Regions from separate parts of the Homo sapiens genome. Here region 1 is linked to region 2. The links are chromatin loops, found by intact Hi-C in ENCODE. Cell type or tissue: sigmoid colon. All regions are shown on one strand. Each heading gives the region's core, and the rest is flanking DNA. Links, peaks and the distances in the headings are about the cores only. Region 1 has its middle 130 kb from the start of MIR4290. Region 2 has its middle 23 kb from the start of MIR4290.

Region 1 (8,817 bases), core at 458-8,457, 110 kb before region 2:
CTGAACCACGTTGCTACGAGGATGATCAGCCCCCTGTGCAGAGCTGTAGACGTGTGTGTGCATGTGTGTGTGTGTGTGTGTGTGTGTAAGTGTTGGCCTGGGGGACAAAAATCAACTAGTTGCTTTCACTTTGTCCTGATAAAACTTTGGAAAAAAAATTTTAAGATACATAGAAAATATCCTTCCTTTCCCATTCCTTTATTTTTCAGCATTGTTTGTTTTCTTGCCCCTCTCGTGCTGTGTTCAGGCTTTGCATCTGTTGAGCGTTTATGAACCTCCTCTGTGGGCCAGTGTCTGTGGTAAGTGCTCACATTGGCTACTTGCCATAATTGTCTCAGAAGTCCTTCAAGGCCCATGTTAGCAACTTCACTTTACAAATAAAGTGAGGCTTCCCCCAGTGCCATACCCAAGAAGCGGGAGAACCAGTGTTCAGCTCGGGTCCCTCTGCCTCTGGAAGGACGCTCTCGATCTTGCTTCTGCAGGGCCTCTCTAGTGAAGTGGGGTGGGAGGCCCCACAGGGATCCTAGAGGCTCCTCTGGGCTAGCATCCAAGGCCACTTCTAGGAGCCTGAATGTCAACACCACCCAGGGCACTGTGTCTTCCACCTCCTCTTGGCTCTTCCTCTCATCTCTCAAGCTAAAGAGCATGTCCAAAGGCTTCTGGAACCAGGGCACTTGAGAGTTTATTTTGCAATTACACCTTGAAGAACTGTAGGATGCTCTAGGCCATTCCTGGGAATTGATTTGCATCTGTCCTCCCAGCCAGTGACCCAGCCTGGAAGGAGGACTATTGTCATTGTAGTGAGGTGGCCCCAGTTACCTGCAGGTTCAGGAGCAAAGCCTCCTGAAAAATCAAGGTCCATCCTTGAGGACTCTAAGCCTATCTGTGAGCAAGGCAGGGTCAGAACCACTCAAGCATAACCACAGCTGTGGGTCAGGGAGGGAGGAGCACTGTGTCTCCAAGCCCCTGGATTTCTTTGTGGTAATGAAAAGTCCTAAGGACACCCTAAGACTGGAATCTGGGAAGGAAGGAAGGAAGGTTTTCCTCCTCATGTGTCCATGTGTGGGTTCTGAGTGGAAGGACAGAATCCTTACTTTAATTTAATTAACCCTTAAAAGACTTTGTCTCCACTTGTCTCCAAATACAGTCACATTCTGAGATATGGGGTTAGAACTTCAACACAGGTTAAGTTGTTTAGGCTCTTTGTTCAGAAGTACCTGATCTAGCCAATGATTTGGCCAACACCTTTTATACTTGGTTTGGGCTCTAAGTGGAGTCTTAGAGAATATCATGTACAGGTGACATTACTGGGTTCCAGGGTCCAGAAGGTGTTGGAGGGGTGCTCATGATTGCAGTGGCAGCGGGTCTTCTATAAGCAGTAGGGCAATGGAATTTCAACCTCCAGACCCTGTGTGCAAAAGCCCCGAGGGTCACTAGGGGCAGTCACAGGGGAAGAAAGGAAATGGCCAGGCCCTTCCAGGTAGAAAGGGCCATTTGTGCTTGTTGTGGTCTTGTGGGGACACTACAGAACACTGATCAGATGCAATTGGTTGCTATCACCAAGGCAAGAGACTTGGGTTGAACAATTCAAGGGGTTTCCTGGGCCATGACCTCACCACACCTTCAGTTCCATGTAGACAAAATGACCTGTTCTTCCAACAAGTATTGTTTGAGCCCCTGGTACTTGCCACACAGAGTTGTAAATGCTGGGGGCACAGCTGTGGGCAGACAGACAAAAATCCCTGCCCATAGGGAGCTGACCTTCCGGTGCAAAGGTTGGCATGTTTTCTGCAAATGTTTTAGGCTTCAGGGGCCGTGTGGTCTCTGCCACAGCTCCTCAACTTGGCAAAAGCAGCCACAGATGACAGGCTCATGAAGGGGTGTGGCGATGCTCCAGTACCTTACCTACAAAACAGGTGGCTCATCTGGTCTGTAGAATTTGGCCTGGGTAGTATTTGCTGATCTGTAGAATTTGGCTTGGGCAGTATTTGCTGATCTTTGCTCTAGTGTACAAGATGGGAAAACATGCTCTAGGTTCAAGTTCTGCCAAATGTATTATGTTTTCAATCCCTTTGCAGAACATCTCTACCCTTGAGGCTGACTTTAGAGTACTTTGCCCCAGGCCAGCTTTTGCTTGTCACCTTGACCATGTTTGCAGGTGAGGCCGGCCTGCAGAACGTGCTGCTAGCAGACATCCTCCACCAATGGGCTGAGCTGTGTCCCCCACAAATTCCTGTGTTGAAATTCCAACCCCCATATCTCAGAATGTGACTGTACTTGGAGACAAGATCTTTAAAGAGGTAATTAAGTTAGAGTGAGTTCGTATGGGTGGACCTGTAACCAAAAAATATCTGAGACAGCTTTCAATCAATTTAGAAGCGTATTTTGCCAAGGTTGATAACTCATGCCCATAACTCCTGATAACTCAGGAGACAGTTCTGTGTCTTTCTCCAAAGATGATTTTGAGGGCTTCAATATTTAAAGGGGAAAAGCAGGCTGGAGGGGAAGGAGGGAGGGTATGGTCACATTACTGAATCCACATGTTGCAAGAGAAAAGGAGCTGGTGGGGGTATAGTCAATTATGTATGCGTCTTGCACTCAGTAAATCAGCACTTTATGTAAGTTAAGGTGAACATAGAGCAGCTACCTGTGGAGATACTTAACCTTTTATCTGTAGCTATCTGCTTAGGAACAAAAGGAAAGGCAACTTCTTCCACGACTCAGCTTTCAGCTTAATTTTTTTTTCTTTTGGCACAGTAAATTGTGGACCCAAATTTTAATTTTCCTTTTCAAAGCCTAATCCAATATAGCCACTGTCCTATAAGAAGGGGAGATGAGGACACAGATACCCACAGAGGGAGGGATGACCATGTGGGGATGCAGGAAGAAGACGCCATCTACAAGCCAAGGAGTGAGGCCTCTGGAGAAACCAGCCCTGCTGACACCTTGCTCTGGTACTTCCAGCCTCCAGGGCTGAGAGGATAAATGCGGGTAGTTTCACCCCTCAGCTCTGTGGTGCTTTGCTATAGCAGCCCAGGCTGACTGTTAGATCTTCCCTGCCCCAAGCGCAGATGGCGGGATGGAATAAGGCAGGGCTCCTCCCTTACGGCCAGGCTCTTCCCCCAGCACTGGGAGTAACCCTCACCTTCCCTCCTCCCACTCTTGGTTCCCTCCAAGGCCCTCAGATGGGTAGTAGCCCTGACAGCTCCTCCACTCCTGGGGAGGTGACCCAGTGGAGGTGGAAGAGGAAATAATTTAGAGAAAGAGAGAAAGTTTGTAGAGATGAGGCTGAAGGAAGATGTCCTCCTTCCCAGCCTCCAAGAGGTGGACAATAGCATTAACTTCTGGGTGGAAGGAGGTGCTTCCCTTGTTCACTGGACCTACTTGCTCAAGGAGTGCCCTGGACAGACGCGGGCCGAGGCATGGCCTCCAGTGGCAGGTGTCCTGCTGGAGACACACTTCAGCTGGTGTCAGCATCAGAAACTCTGATTGTCCAAACTCTGGAGTCATTAGAAGAGCAAACGGCCAGCCATGGAGGCTTCTGCAGTGTGAGCTTCCAGCCCGGGTGGCATGGCTATTTCCAAAGTAAATAAGCAAACCTCTTGTGCCAGGGTTATGAAGTTTTTAATAGATAAGCTGGGAATTGGGAGCCCCTGGAAGGCCCCGCTCCAGTGCTGGGGAGCCCTTCTCTGGCATCTGCCTCTCAGGTTGCTCTGCCTTATCCTCAGGGTTCTCCTGCACCCGGGGCCAGAGAGCCTTGCCTGCCACGGGCAGGGCCCTTCCCCACACGCTGGTCCTGCACCAGCTCAGGCCAAACTTGACCACAGTGTTGTGCTAGGTGCCCAGGAGAGCAGGCAGGATGGCGTGAATGCCCCCCAAGCTGACTGTGGAACTTGGAAGGACAAGCCACTGCGCCTGACTTTGCCGCCCTCAGGGAGGACGTCGGGGTGTTTGCCCATGGGCTTGCTCCACTGGGGGTGTTGTCACACATTCTGATGCCCCTGAGCCCCTTGGCTCCTGGTTGAGTGGCTCACTGGGCATGACAGTGGACTCAGAGCCCATTGGTACATGAGGGACCCTCCTCCAGGCTCAGGTGCCAGTTCTACTGGCACCTTGACCTACACAGTGCCGGGTGGCTTGGGCGGTGGTAAGGAAAGATTATGAGCAGCACAGTCCTTTACAAAATGCAACGCGGCGTTACCCAGATATCTTACTGAGAATTAAAATGTAAAATTTCTTCATTTCAAATTTAATATTGTAACTAAAAGTCCTTTCCAGGACCAGGATTTCCACTGGTTGTGCCCTGGTGATCGTAGGAGTATTTCCATATCTGATCACTCACAATGCTCGCCTGGCTGGGAGGCCCAGTTCCAGTGCCCTCCCGCAGGGACAGGGAGGACAGGTGGGTGGGGCCTCGTATCTGGCTGGACCTGGAGGGGCTGGCCATGAGAAGGGAGGCTGGCCACAGGGCCCACCCGGCTCTTGTCTGGGGATGATGTGGTGGAGGCCATGGTCTGTTCTATCAGCTTGTGGGAGGTTTGGGGCAGGACAGGGGAGATAGGCATTCAAGGACCATGGCAATCTCTGGAGAAGGCATTCACAGGGCCCATGGCCTCCAGCCATTTGATCGTGATATTCTGGCTTGTGGGGAAAAGTAAAACTCAGAGGACAGCAAGTAGCCAAGGCTTTGAATGGGTCTGTGGCCAAGCTCAGGCTAAGATCCCTGGTACGTCATGCTGCTCCTGTTTGCTGGGGGCCTTGGCCCTGCCTCCACCGTCAGGGGTCACCCTGCTTGGCTGGCCTTACTGTACTTGGCCTGGAACTGTGTATAGGGAGATTGAAGCCAGAGCACACTTCTTGCAGCCTTTTCCTTCAAGCTTTTGAAGAAAATAACTTTTTACAGATGGGCCTTGGCCAGGGACAGAAGCATGTTTTGTGTTAAAACAATGGTTGCATTTTCCCCAGGAAACAGCGCCAAGTTACCAGGCCACTTTGCCTTGGCAGGGCCTCCTATCCCAGGGTGGACTCTGGCCCACACCAGGGCTGTGTCTCCATCACCCTGTCATGGCAAGAAAAAGAGAAAACACCCAAGACGTGAAGCAGGCTTGCCTGCTCCTACCTGCCCTGCAAGCTTGTCTCTGCCCCAAGCCCCCAACCCTGTCCCCTGAGCTTCTCTTTACCCCAGACTTGGCTCTTGTCCTGGTGAGAGTGTGCTCTCTGAGCCCCAGAGAGTGAGTGGCATTCAGAGAGTGTCTGAGGACACAGAATTATGAAATCATACTTGGGAAACCACCCAGAGGCAAGCGCTTGGAAAGACTCCTGTTTTTATTTCTTCCCCCGCTCTACCTCTATATAATAGTCTTATGTTATTTTCTCTTTATAGTTTGAGACAGCAGCATCAATCCATGCAAAGTCCCATTTATTTCCAATACCCTATTCCTGTTTCAACTCCATTTTCCAGAGGCCGTCATGCTCATATGCTATGCACTATAAATGTGTAAGTATCCTTGCTAAGTGGTGTTTTGTACATTTACATTACCTTTTTTTTTTTGAGATGGAGTTTTGCTCTTGTTGCCCAGGCTGGAGTGCAATGGCATGATCTCGGCTCACTGCAACCTCCGCCTCCCGGGTTCAAGTGATTCTCCTGCCTCAGCCTCCCGAGTAGCTGGGATTACAGGCATGCACCACCACGCCCGGCTAATTTTGTTTTTTCAGTAGAGACGGGGTTTCTCCATGTTGGTCAGGCTGATCTCGAACTCCCGACCTCAGTTGATCCGCCTGCCTTGGCCTCCCAAAGTGTTGGGATTACAGGTGTGAGCCACCGCGCCTGGCCTACATTGCTTTTTAATCCATGTAGAATGTAAATACTATGCTTCTTTTTCTGCTCCTTCCTGTGTACGTAGTCACCGTGTGTGTGCGTGTTCTTGTGTGTGTGTATGTCACTGTTGGCTGTCCGTACATCTAGCTGTTGCTTCTGACATAGTCTGCATCACCCACACTTTGCTAATCCATTCCCCTCCACTGCCACTGACAATGCAGTCATGAAAGTCTGCAAAGATGTCTCATGTAGACCTGTTGGTGAAGGCTCCAGAAGAGGAAGCCACCCCAGAAGTGGAGTTGCTGGCTCAGTGCTAAACACGATTGGTTTTCTAAGCAATGCCTGGCTGCTTTCAGCAACACTTGTGGCTTTGTTCATGAGTATGGCAACTTCCATTTTCACTAATCTTTTATTGGTGTCACTCAGTGTATTCGTGGCTTTGCCAATCTGAGGTGTGTATAGGTCCAAAGTGCTATCTCCCTGCTCTCGTAATTCGCACGTCTCCTATTAACAGTGATTTTGAACATCTCTGAGTACACTTGTTGGTGATTTGGCCATCTTCACTTCTGAATTGCTTATTGGTATCTTTTGGTCATTTGTAGACACTCCTTGTATATCCCAGGTGTACCCAGTCAGTTTTACATATTACATATATCTTCTGCTATCTGTTTTCCACAGAAAAACAGTTTGAATGAATGTGCGAATTCTGTTAGAACACCGCATGTGAGGTTCATAACAGGAGCAAAGCAAAGGTCTCCATTTCTGTTGTTGTTGATACACATTTGATGTGTAACTATTAGTGTGAGCTTAGTCATCACATTATTCAATTCATGTATCTTTGCTTACTTTATGAATCCTCATTCTATCTGTTTTGAGAGGGGTGTTATATTAATTTTACTAGATAGCCATGTAGGTTTGAGGCTGTATCACCAGATCTCTACATACTTAATTCTTTCACATTTTATTTTGAGATAATAGTTGCAGATTGACATGCAGTTTTAAGAATTAATACAGATTCCACATACCCTACACTCAAGTTCTCTAATAGTTACATCTTGCATAACTTTAGTACAATATCACAACCAGGAAATTTATATTGAAACAATCCATTGACTTTATTCAGATTTCACCAGTTGTATGTGTAAGTGTGTGTGTTTAGTTCTATGCAATTTTATCACATGTGCAGATTTGTGTGACTACCCCACAATCAAAGTACAAAACAGTCCCATCCCCACAGGAATTCCTCATACTACTCTGCTACAGCCCTTCTTCCTTTCCCGCCTCCGCCCAGCCTCTGGCAACCACTCATCTGTTCTCCATCTCTATAATTTTGTCAGTTCAAGAATGTTACATAAATGGAATCATACAGTATGTAACCAAAGATTGGCTTTTTCACTCAACATAATTCCCTTGAGACTCATCAAGTTATTTTGTATATGAATAGTTCATTGCCTTTTATTGCTCATTAGTATTCCATAGTATAGATGGACCATGGTTTAACGACCCACTCACTAAAGAACATCCAGATTGTTTCTGGTTTTGGATGATTACAAATAAAGCAAAGATTCTGGTACATGTTTTTGGGTGAACACACATTTTCATTTCTCTGAGATAAAGGCCCAGGGGTATAATTGCTGCGTTGTAGGGTAGTTGCATCTTCTGCATTTTAAGAATCTGCCAAACTGTTTTCCAGAATGGCTGCATCACTTTTTTTCCCACCAGCCATGTATGAATGAATGATCCGGTTTCTCCACATCCTCACCAATGTTTGGTGCCATCACTATTTTTTTTTTATTTTAGCTATGTTGACAAATGTGTAGTGATATTTTGTAAGGGCATTAATTTACATTTCCCTAATGGCTAATGCTAATATGAGTTTCTGCTTCGTGTATTTTGAAGCTCTGCTCTTTGGTGCATACCCATTCAGAATTGTTTAAGTCTTTTCAGCATGTTGATTCTCTTACCATTTTTATAATGTCTCCATTTATCTCTAATAATTTTATTTGGTACTACTTCATCTAATGTTATAGCCACTCTTGTTTTTTCATTGTTTTCATAGTATATCTTTCTCCATTCTTTTCTTTTCAACCTACTTATATGTTTGTATATGAGGTGATATATATATATATATATATATATATATATATATATATATCTCCACTATGCCAATCTGTCTTCCTATTGTTATATTTAGATCATTTATACTTAAGGTAATTATTGATATGTTAGGGCTTCTATTTTATTTTATTGCTTGTTTTCTGTTTGCTTCCTCAGTTTCTCCCTCATTTATTTTTCTTTTGTTACTTTCCTTCAGGTTGCTTAAACATTTTTTAGGATATACTCTTGATTTATTTGTAGTGTTTTTGAGTATTGTTTTCTGAGTGATTACTCCAGCTACTATAAGATACATATATAATTATAATGTGCTGGTACTGATGTTTTACTACTTTATATTAAGTACAGAAAATTTATTTCCATTTAGGTTCCTTTAATCTGTCTATTAAAAACATAATCATCTTGTGTAACATGTACAATGAGCACCTCACTATATTGTGTTATATTTGATTCAACCATCAAATTTAATTTTTAAAACTCATAAGAAAAACAGTGTATCATATTTAACCCTATTTTGACCCATTCTGATGGTCTTTTTCTTTCTTTCTGACATTTATTCTGTTATTTTTTTTTCTGCTTATGAAATTTCTCCAGCCATTCTTTAAGGGCAGGTTTGCTGTAACACATTCTTTTAGTTTTCTTGTCTGAGATTATCCTTCATTACTGTAAGATGTTTTCATCAGACTTAGAATTTGGGGTTGACAGTTCTTTTCTTTCAGTTCCTGAAAAATGTGGCTCTGCTTCTTTCTTGCCTCTATGTTTCCAGTGAGAAATCTACTGTCATTTAACTCAAGTTTTCTTATAAGGAATACTGTTTTTCTCTGGCTGCTTTAAAGAATTTTTCTTTGTTTTTAGTTGCACAAAGTTTAATTATGATGTGCCTT
Region 2 (8,817 bases), core at 602-8,601:
GCGAATTGCCCAGGTGGCAGTGGTGGAGCAGAGTCTGCTGGGAGACACAGCAGGAAACATACAGCATCATGGGGTCCCAGGTGTGACGGCTGGGCATGGTGTATTTGTGAGAAGAGGCTCCAGACCTGGGGTCTGGGCTCTGGAGATGTGGGTGGGGCACAGGTGGCAGGAAAAGGATGGGTGAGCCCAGGTCCACCTGGCCTATGGAGGTCTTAACTTCCTAGACCTATCCAAACCTCTCTGTAGTGATAAATGCCATGGAAATGTTCTGGGGACTGCCGGGGAGTGGGATGGGAGGGTGGAGGGGGCTGTCTTCCACAGCCAAGAAGGAGACATAGTAGAGACCCTTGGATTCAGGCTTAAAGAATAACTAGGGGCATTGGCCTTCTTAGAGAGGACACAGGACTTTGTCTGACTTTGCACTTGTCTGGTGTCATTGCAAGTGGCAATTCTCAATTCTCAGTTCTCCAGTTATCCGGCGCCACCTGGGTGTCCAACAAGTTCATGCCATGAACACTGGAGGTGAAGGGCTCTGTCCTATGACTCTGCCCCACAGCAGACACCAGCCACAAGGCCCAAGGGTCATCCGGCTGTGAAATCAGGGGCTCCTATGACCTTCTCCCAGGCTTAATCCCTTGCTAGAATGAGTCACAGAATGCAGGGCAGCACTCTACTTACAATTATGGTTTTGTTATGAAAGATAAACTCAGGAGTGGCCAAATGCAAGAGAAGCATAGGAGAAGGTATTGGGGAAACAAGTGTGGAGTTTCCCTGTCCTCTCAGTGCACAGCTCCCCACTTCATGTGGATGCTTCTACCACCCTGGAAGCTCCCCAAACCCCTTTGTTTGGGGATTTTGTGGAGGTTCCATGATGTAGGTGTGATTGATACATCATTAGCCATTAGTGACTGACTCAGTCTCCAGCTGCTCCCCCCCTCTCTGGGTTGGGGATGAAGTGGCATCATGGTTGGTCTTTTTGGCCACTAGCCGCCATCCTGAAACTGTCTAGAGTTCAGCCACCCACCATCTCATTAGCACACAGAAAACAGCAAACTCCCAGGGTTCCAGGAGCTGTGTGCCAGTCTGGGATGAAAAGAGATCAGGAGGTAGATGGATGAACAGGGGCATTTTCCTGATCTATCCCCAGCACCAGGCAGAGCCCCCTTGTTGTCCTCAAAAAACAGGCTGTGAAGGCAGAGGCAAGGCTCCTCGTGGGGTTCCAGGTGTGGAGGTGCTGCAGACCACCTGCAATTCCAAGGGGGCAGATGCTGCCAGGGACATAGATCGCCCAAGAAAACCTTGGGCTACTGTTGCCTGACTGAAGGACCCTGGGTGTGAGCAGGGCTCTGCTCAGAGGGCCTTGAGCCCTCTCAGGCCATCCCTGACCACATTGCAGCCTCCACTAGCCCCGCATCAGGTTCTGGCCCTGCCCAGAGCCACCTCCCTGTGGTGGGGATGAGACATCCCAACTTCTCTCAGACCTGGGAGGCCACCCAAGGTCTCAGGTTGGGAAGGCCGCCTTAAAAGATGCTTGGCTTCCAGTTCTTAATCTTAGAGGATTTGGGGGAGGAACCAACAGTGTATTGTGTGTAGTGTGGTGTGTGTGTGTTGTGTGGTGCATGCATATAAGTGTGGCATGTAAGTATATGTGTGCTTGGTATATGCATATGGATGGATGTATATTGTGTTTATGTATGGGACACCTGGTTTGTAATATTTGTCATTGTCTGTGGTATAAATCCTCCCATGACAGCCAATGGAAAGCTAATGCCATGTCACCAAAAACAGAGTTGGAAAGGGTGTGCAGAGCCACTACCTTAAGTACGATGACGTACATATATCACCAGACAGATAAACAGACACGCAGCCTAGAGAACACTGATAATAACACAATGTGGGGGTTATTATCTTGAATTTTAATATAATTTATTTTATTGCAAATCTATTCATTTTAATTTTTAATAATGGCTGTGTGTAACAACTGGTCCCGAAATTCACAGACATTTGGCAATCGACCCCATCAAGGGGGTACGGGTTGGCCTAGACCACCCTGGATTCCTTCTCCGGCTGCGTTCTGTGGCCAATGTACTGAGCCCTGCCGGCCTCCTTCCTCAAGAAGCTGGAAATCTGGTAGGAGCTGGAGATGGTTTCACTGGGGTCCCCAGGCTCACCACCCATGGGGCTGCAGAGGGAGTGGTGGAGATACACATGGAGGCCTCCTGGCTCTGGGAGTAGCTTCACACTCATACTCGGGGAATTGTTCTAATGGCTCAGGCTTGAGGCACCACATGCAGTTTTTTTTTTTAAAGTATGGTATTAATTTATACTTGTCTGTTGTTTATCCAATAAATGGCGTTCCAAATAGCAGGGCACTAGCCTGAACGGGAGAGGAGTGTGGATTCTGTTCTAAGCATGTTACAGCATCTGCTTTCATACTCATGCATATGCACACATGCATATATGTATATCCATGTCTACCTCAGGCGTGGGCACTTGCTGACTTATCAGGCATAGCCAAAGATAAAAGGCAACACTATGCTCCATGGAGGATGAATCTCACTTGGGTAATAAAATGACAAAGAAAACTAGAGAACTAATGGCCATAAGACTCAGCCCAGCTGTGCCCCAGGAGGGAGGAGAGATTTGGGAGTGGGGTTCTGTAGGGGGGTGGGAAGGCTCTAGAGTGGGTGCTGGGGGTTACAAGCATTTTTGCCTTATAGGACTTCATTAAACTTCATGTTTGCTTTATGCAGCTTCCTGTACTTGTGGGACATTTACTGTTAAATATATACTTTCATATATATGTGCAGATATACCTCAATATATATGTATATATATGTCTGTATGTGTGTGTTGTATGTACACACACATACACAGAGACATTACAGACATGTACTCACTCTCTTTCACCTGAGTTGGCAGAAAGTTTTGTTGCTGGGCCCTGCTGAGATAACCGGTTTGCCCAGTGGCTTGCTGGCCTTGCCAGGCTGTGCTGAGCTGTTCTGCGATGGCTGGCAGGCGCTGCCTGGGCTAGAACTGGTAGTAGAGCTCCAGGTTTTAAATGGACCTAGGGGGATCAGCCCAGGGTTCCATGCAGGTTTAGCAGGTAGGGTGTAGCAGGCCACAGCTCTGAGAAGGCTCTGACCTGGCAAATGCTCACGGACTTGAGGCCTGCCCTGCCTGACAGCGGCTCTGATTTCCTGACCTGTGCACAGGAGCTGGCTGAGGGGCAGCCCCTGCAGGCTTAGAGTTTTCTGGTGAAAAGTGTTGTGGCAAAAGGAGCTTGAGCTGGTCCCCCAGTACCTCTGGGCCATGTGGGGCCTTCCCCCTCCCGAGGAGAGGGGCATGACTGAGATGTGCCCTCTGCCCCAGGGAGGCACACACCAGGGCAGGGCTAGGAGACACTCAGCCTCAGTAGCCACTTTCCAGTCAAGGGCCTGGGGTCACAGAAACCTCAGGGCTCCTTCCTGTAAGTCGGGGTGGTTCTCAGCAGCAAGCTTTCACTTTCCATGCCTGGCTGGGACAGCTGGGTATTGAGACTGAAGAGACAGCCCACCTCTCCTTCTGCCCAGAAAGTGAAAATGCCTGAGAAGGCGCTGGGAGTGACTGGGGACAGCCAGATGAAGGTCCAGTTCTGGTGTCGGGTCCCTGAGGAGGGAGCTCTGTGGACTGGCTCCGTAGCACATGCTCCTGGGGCTTGCCTGGCACCGGTGCAGGGATCAAGGTCGGAGTCCACTGGCTGCTGGGAAGGCTGGCATTGGAGTTACACTAAGGCGCTGAGCAGCGTTAGGCACTCAAAATCTATTTTAAGCCTTGTGTAAACATGCATGAGGCGAAGTCTCCCTCTCCCTGCTGCTCCTGCAGAAAGAGCTGTCCTTTGCATTGCCAACTTCTCAGGGTTCTTGTGGAGGTTAAGCAAGTGCTGTTTTGATTTTTTTCTGGAGGTGAAGTGAATTATAGCCTTGTTGTTTTAATAAGTCACAATATTTACAAGTTCATTTCTTTGAACTGTGTGTGGGGGGTTATTTTGTCTGCAATTTTGAAGGTAAATAATTTTCTGCTGTTTCACTGTCGTTTCAGCCAGATATTTTTGTTTGGTTTGGTTTTCAAAAGGAGGAGAAGGGAACTAGCTTTTATGGAAGGTCTTTGCTCTGTCCTTACCAACGCGGGAGTTGTGCTTCCATTACCTTCTTTAATCATTTTCATAAGGATTTTTGTACAAATGATGAGGAATGACGGGTGGTTTTAAATTTGTTTTTCAGAAAGAAGTAATGCATGACTCTGATTTGCGGCTGCAGGATAAATCCGAACTATTTCAGGGAGATGTCATGGAGAGCTCATCTCTCAGCATCAAAGTTGCCTCTCCTGACTTTTGAATTTTAAGTGTTCTGTGTGGAAGAAAAATGGAGACAACAAATTTCTATGCATGGATTCAAAGAATCCTCGTAATATACAGACTACATTCTCCCCAGCTTTTTATCTCTATATATTCTTTTTGTTGAGTTTCAACCACATAGGGTTGAAATTCACCTTCCCACATTACATTTTTCATCAATAGTTGAAGACCTATGTATGTAAATATCAGGAACTATCAGAACTCCCTGCAACAGGAAACCTGACCCCCAACTCCCCCGAAATGCATCATGATAAACAGTCACTTGCCAAAATAACAAATCAGCTTCCTGGAACATGCTTGCTCAAAACCAGGAGAGGAGCTTAGAGACGTCAGCTTGACTTCTGCCTCGTACGCAGGAAGGGTGACCTTCAAAGATCAAACATCGTCCCAAATCTCCCTTCATCTTGTAGTACTCCTGCTTGTCGTAGCTCCTGTTACCATCAGGTACTGGGCCAACCATCCGTCATGTCAGAAGAGAGTTGGGGACAATCCCTGGATTATTTCACCTTTGCCCTGCTGGTATAGACAATGTGTGTTATGGCTGGGTGACTTGCTGACTTTTACTCTGAGCAACAGCTTTGTCAGAGTAAACTAAAACAGAGACTTCAGAGCATAATAAAATATGACATTTTTTCTGTATAGAACTAAAGACACGGGGGAGAGAGAACAACTTAATTAAAAAGACAGTGCCCTTTCAGTGTCTTTTTTTTTTTTTTTTTTTTTTTTTTTTTGAGATGGAGTCTTGCTCCGTCGCCAGGCTGGAGTGCAGTGGCGTGATCTGGGCTCACTGCAACCTCCACCTCCCGAGTTCAAGTGATTCTCCTGCCTCAGCCTCCCAAGTAGCTGGGACTACAGGCACGTGCCACCACACCCAGCTAATTTTTTTTGTATTTTTAGTAGAGACAGGGTTTTACCGTGTTGGCCAGGATGGTCTCGATCTCTTGACTTTGTGATCTGCCCTTCTCTGCCTCCCAAAGTGCTGGGATTACAGGCGTGAGAGTTTGTATTAATAAAATAAGAGGAACAATACCAAGGAGAGTGCTTTGTAAGGATGTCAAGGCTGCCTGTTCCCTGCTCTACACAGCATGTCTCTGACAAAGCAGAGGCCACAGAAAGGGGCACCTGGTGGAGGGCCCAGGCAGCAGAGCACAGGCCCTGCAATTCTGGATGCTGGGGTGTCATTTCATGTTTTGAATTAGCTGTGAGCCTGGGGGCTGCCGCCGGGATCATTTCCAGCAGGGCGGTACCATTTAGTTCCTTCTGACAAAAGGGCCACTGCCCAAGATTTTCCGCGTCTGCATTCAAGTGGCAGATGAGACACGGATAATAATACACACTCCAAATCTTTTCAGGAATTCACAGTCTCTGTTTGCAATGTTATCCTGAATTTGATCACGACATGCACAGAACTGGTTTGAAAATTATTTTCCAGAAGCAATTCTTTAATAAAACTTTTTCATCTGAAAAGCAATCTAGCCAAAATGTCAACAGAGGTAGATAGGATAAAAAATAATTACTCTGGATCCCAAGCCAAGATGAACATACAAGTATTACCAAAGATTTGGGTGTGATATCGACCCCTTGCCCCTCTCCAGCCCCCTTGATCCTGGGATCCCTGCCTGTCTCTGTGCTTGCAGGCTTCTCCCCGGCAGGGACAGAGAATGTGAAGTGCCTAAATGCTTAGTGATTTCATTCCAGGGCACTTTCCTATCATCCTGGTTACTGATGCCAGAGGAAAGCAGGAAGGGTTGGGGGTTGGGTTTGCAGCATCTGATGGAGATTGTGGTTTGCAGATTGTGAATTGCTGTTTTGTTCTACAAAAATAATGAACATGGTAACCATAGAAACCTAGTAGAAAGGTGTCCAAGAGGCTAATCGACCCAGTCAAATGAGTGTTTCTCTATGATGACTTGTAGTGATCCTGTTAAATTGTGCAGGGTTTCTTTCTGGGGGGCAGCAGGAGCTGTGACAAAATGCATTTATTATGCCATCCTCACGTGTCAGACTGACAACGACTGCTGTGTTGTTGCTACGAGATGGCTGCATAACAGCACCCACAGCTGCAGGACCATTGCAACTGCTTACTTGCAACAGGTGCTGTGTTTTAGGCCCCAGACCCCAGAACTTGGATTGACAGAGGGGCCAGCTGCTTAATTTTTGGCTGGCTGTTTTTCATCTGTGGAGTGGTGCCCCTCTGAAGAGACCAGAGCATGTGAAACTCTATCCTCATGCAAAGAACACTGTCCTAATTTTTCTTTTGCTGGAGGCCGCAAGTGCCAGAGAGAAGGATAAGAAAGGCTTTGGGCCACTTGCCCCAGCTTGAAGGCCACGATGCCAAACCAACCCGGGCAGTGCCTGGAGTGTCAGGAATTTACAAGCAAAGAGTCCAAGTGCTGAGCACGTTTGACTAGTAAGGGTGTCTTTACCCCAGCTGGCAGAGTTTGGGTAAAAAAAAAAAAAAGAAACACAAAATGGCAAACAGCTCTTTGCTTTTTGGGCTTAACTTTGCATAGCAGAGTGCATTAGCTTAAAATGTCAACAGTGACCATTGCCAGATAGATGTACTTCCCAAGAAAAATACTGGGGGCAGTTTCTATTCTGGGAGAAACTTTTGGTGAACAAAAACCTCATTCCAGCGCTACTCACCACTATATTTAAGTCAAAGCGGGGGGGAAGTTTTAATAGCAAAAAGGCCCATTTAACATTTCAGCTGACTCGAAGCCCAGATTCTCCGGCAAGGTCTTTGGTGCTGGTGGTGGTCCGGACTCATGGGAGGACGCTGGGGCTTCTTCACAAGGGATTGTTCATGCCATTCAAGGATGATGCCAAAATATATATTCTCCTTTTTCAAATGTAAAATGGACACGAACTTTTGGAAAACCAGGAAAACAAACAAAAGTAATTAAGTAAAAATATGCATAATTGATATATAATCTCCCCATCGAAAACTGATGATTCTACCTATTTTTAGATGTAGTCTTTTCCCAGGGGGAAGATTTAGGGGTTCAGAAGAACTTTCTGGAAGCTGGGTCCCCATCTGAGTTGTAGTGACAACCAGGGTCAGAAGGAGAGAGGGCAGCTTAGCTGGACATTTCACAGGCAGCAGGATAAGGCCGTGCATGTGCTGCTGCAAGAGCATGCTTTGATCAAAGGAGTCTAGGAAAGCCACCATGAGTGCCTGCCTGGGAGGGACAGCTCATCCCAAGGGGACTGGAACCTCCGTGCCTCCATCTCTCCCAGATCTCACCCTTCCCCTTGGGAGCTCAATAGCTTTCTGAGTTCCATCAGAAACATGCTGTCTCCCCCAGCAAGGCAATCGGGTGCGCGTTTTGTGAGGTGAGGACTGGGAGGGGAGGCACTCTGTGAGAATAAACAGGGATGACTCTCCCCAGCTCCCGGACTGCTGGGGGCATGGCTGGAGGACTCTGTGCATTCAAGACCACCAGCTGCAGTGACCTCATGCCCAGCCATGAGGGAGAAAGCTCACGTGACCTCCCTGTCTCCCCTCGCCTGTCAAGGGCTCCCTCACACACAGAGGAGGAGTGGCACCCTGGGCTACTGATAGGACAGGTGTATAAATCTTAGCTACACACATGAGTGTGCAAAAAATGTCCTATGTCCTTATTTACTTGTTAAGTAAAATTAGATCCCAGTTCTGAATTAAATCTCAATCAGTTCTGGAGTGTCTTTCTCTGCACATATTTCTCAGGGTTCTTGAACAGAACAATGTATTTGGGGGCTCCAGGTCCTAGGCTCACACTGGGGTCCCTGAGTGATCCCTGACTCTCTGTGCCCACAGGGGCCTTGAAGTCCTCCATCTATGCTGCTTTTTAGTTACAGGAAAGATTTTTCTGGTGAGATTTCTGGGCCCAGGGGCTACCCTTCCCTAGATATTAGAGATGCAGTGTTGAACAAAATGTAGAACGAGCCTATGCCCCTGGAAGATTTTCGGTGTCGAGGAGACAGGCTAAGCACACACACAAACTGCAGACACTAAGCCATTGTCCACTAGGGACCAGAAGCTTCTGTGAGATACTGTGGTGGTGGAGGAGGTGGTGCTTTGGCAGAACCCCTAACCTCCCTGCCTTCCCCAGCTGGAAGGAGTCTCTCCTAAGTCCCAGCTTCTCACCTCATTTTTCTTTTCTCCCTCCTTCCCATTTTTGTCTCCCTCCAGAGACAGAATGTGCTATAACCTTCTGGAAACTTCTACTATTTTCCTGCAACCTGACTACCCCTTAGGTGAGGGAGTCCAGAATGCTGGCTTGAAATGGGAGAGAGAAAGAACTGCCACATAATTTGCAAGATCTTTTTTGAAAAAGAAAAGGTATTAAGAATTCCAGGACAGCATTAGGAATGTATTAAACCAGGTGAGAGACATCATATGACAGCACAGCTCATACATTCACAAACCTGATGCCAGG

Evidence for each region. Hi-C counts contacts between places; a loop is a spot of excess contacts. Peaks named below come from ENCODE experiments on the same cell type or tissue, not always from the same donor. Only the 100,000 strongest peaks of a DNase experiment are listed, where the experiment ranks them.
Region 1: a loop joins it to region 2, with 3 times the contacts of the local background. A loop is called at or near these places in 3 of 110 quality-filtered maps.

The regions. Positions count from the first base shown.
Region 1 is chr9:89,886,986-89,895,802 of GRCh38, forward strand. No RefSeq gene overlaps it. Among named protein-coding and RNA genes, the nearest start is that of MIR4290, 130 kb to the right of the region's middle. In sigmoid colon, for the core only: no CTCF peak of the experiment used is centred there; a DNase peak (open chromatin) is centred at 4,786; H3K27ac peaks cover 529 bases.
Region 2 is chr9:89,996,379-90,005,195 of GRCh38, forward strand. No RefSeq gene overlaps it. Among named protein-coding and RNA genes, the nearest start is that of MIR4290, 23 kb to the right of the region's middle. RefSeq lists enhancers at 3,097-3,266, 3,307-3,376, 3,387-3,436, 3,487-3,576. In sigmoid colon, for the core only: no CTCF peak of the experiment used is centred there; DNase peaks (open chromatin) are centred at 3,049, 3,763 and 6,724; H3K4me3 peaks cover 666 bases; H3K27ac peaks cover 2,684 bases.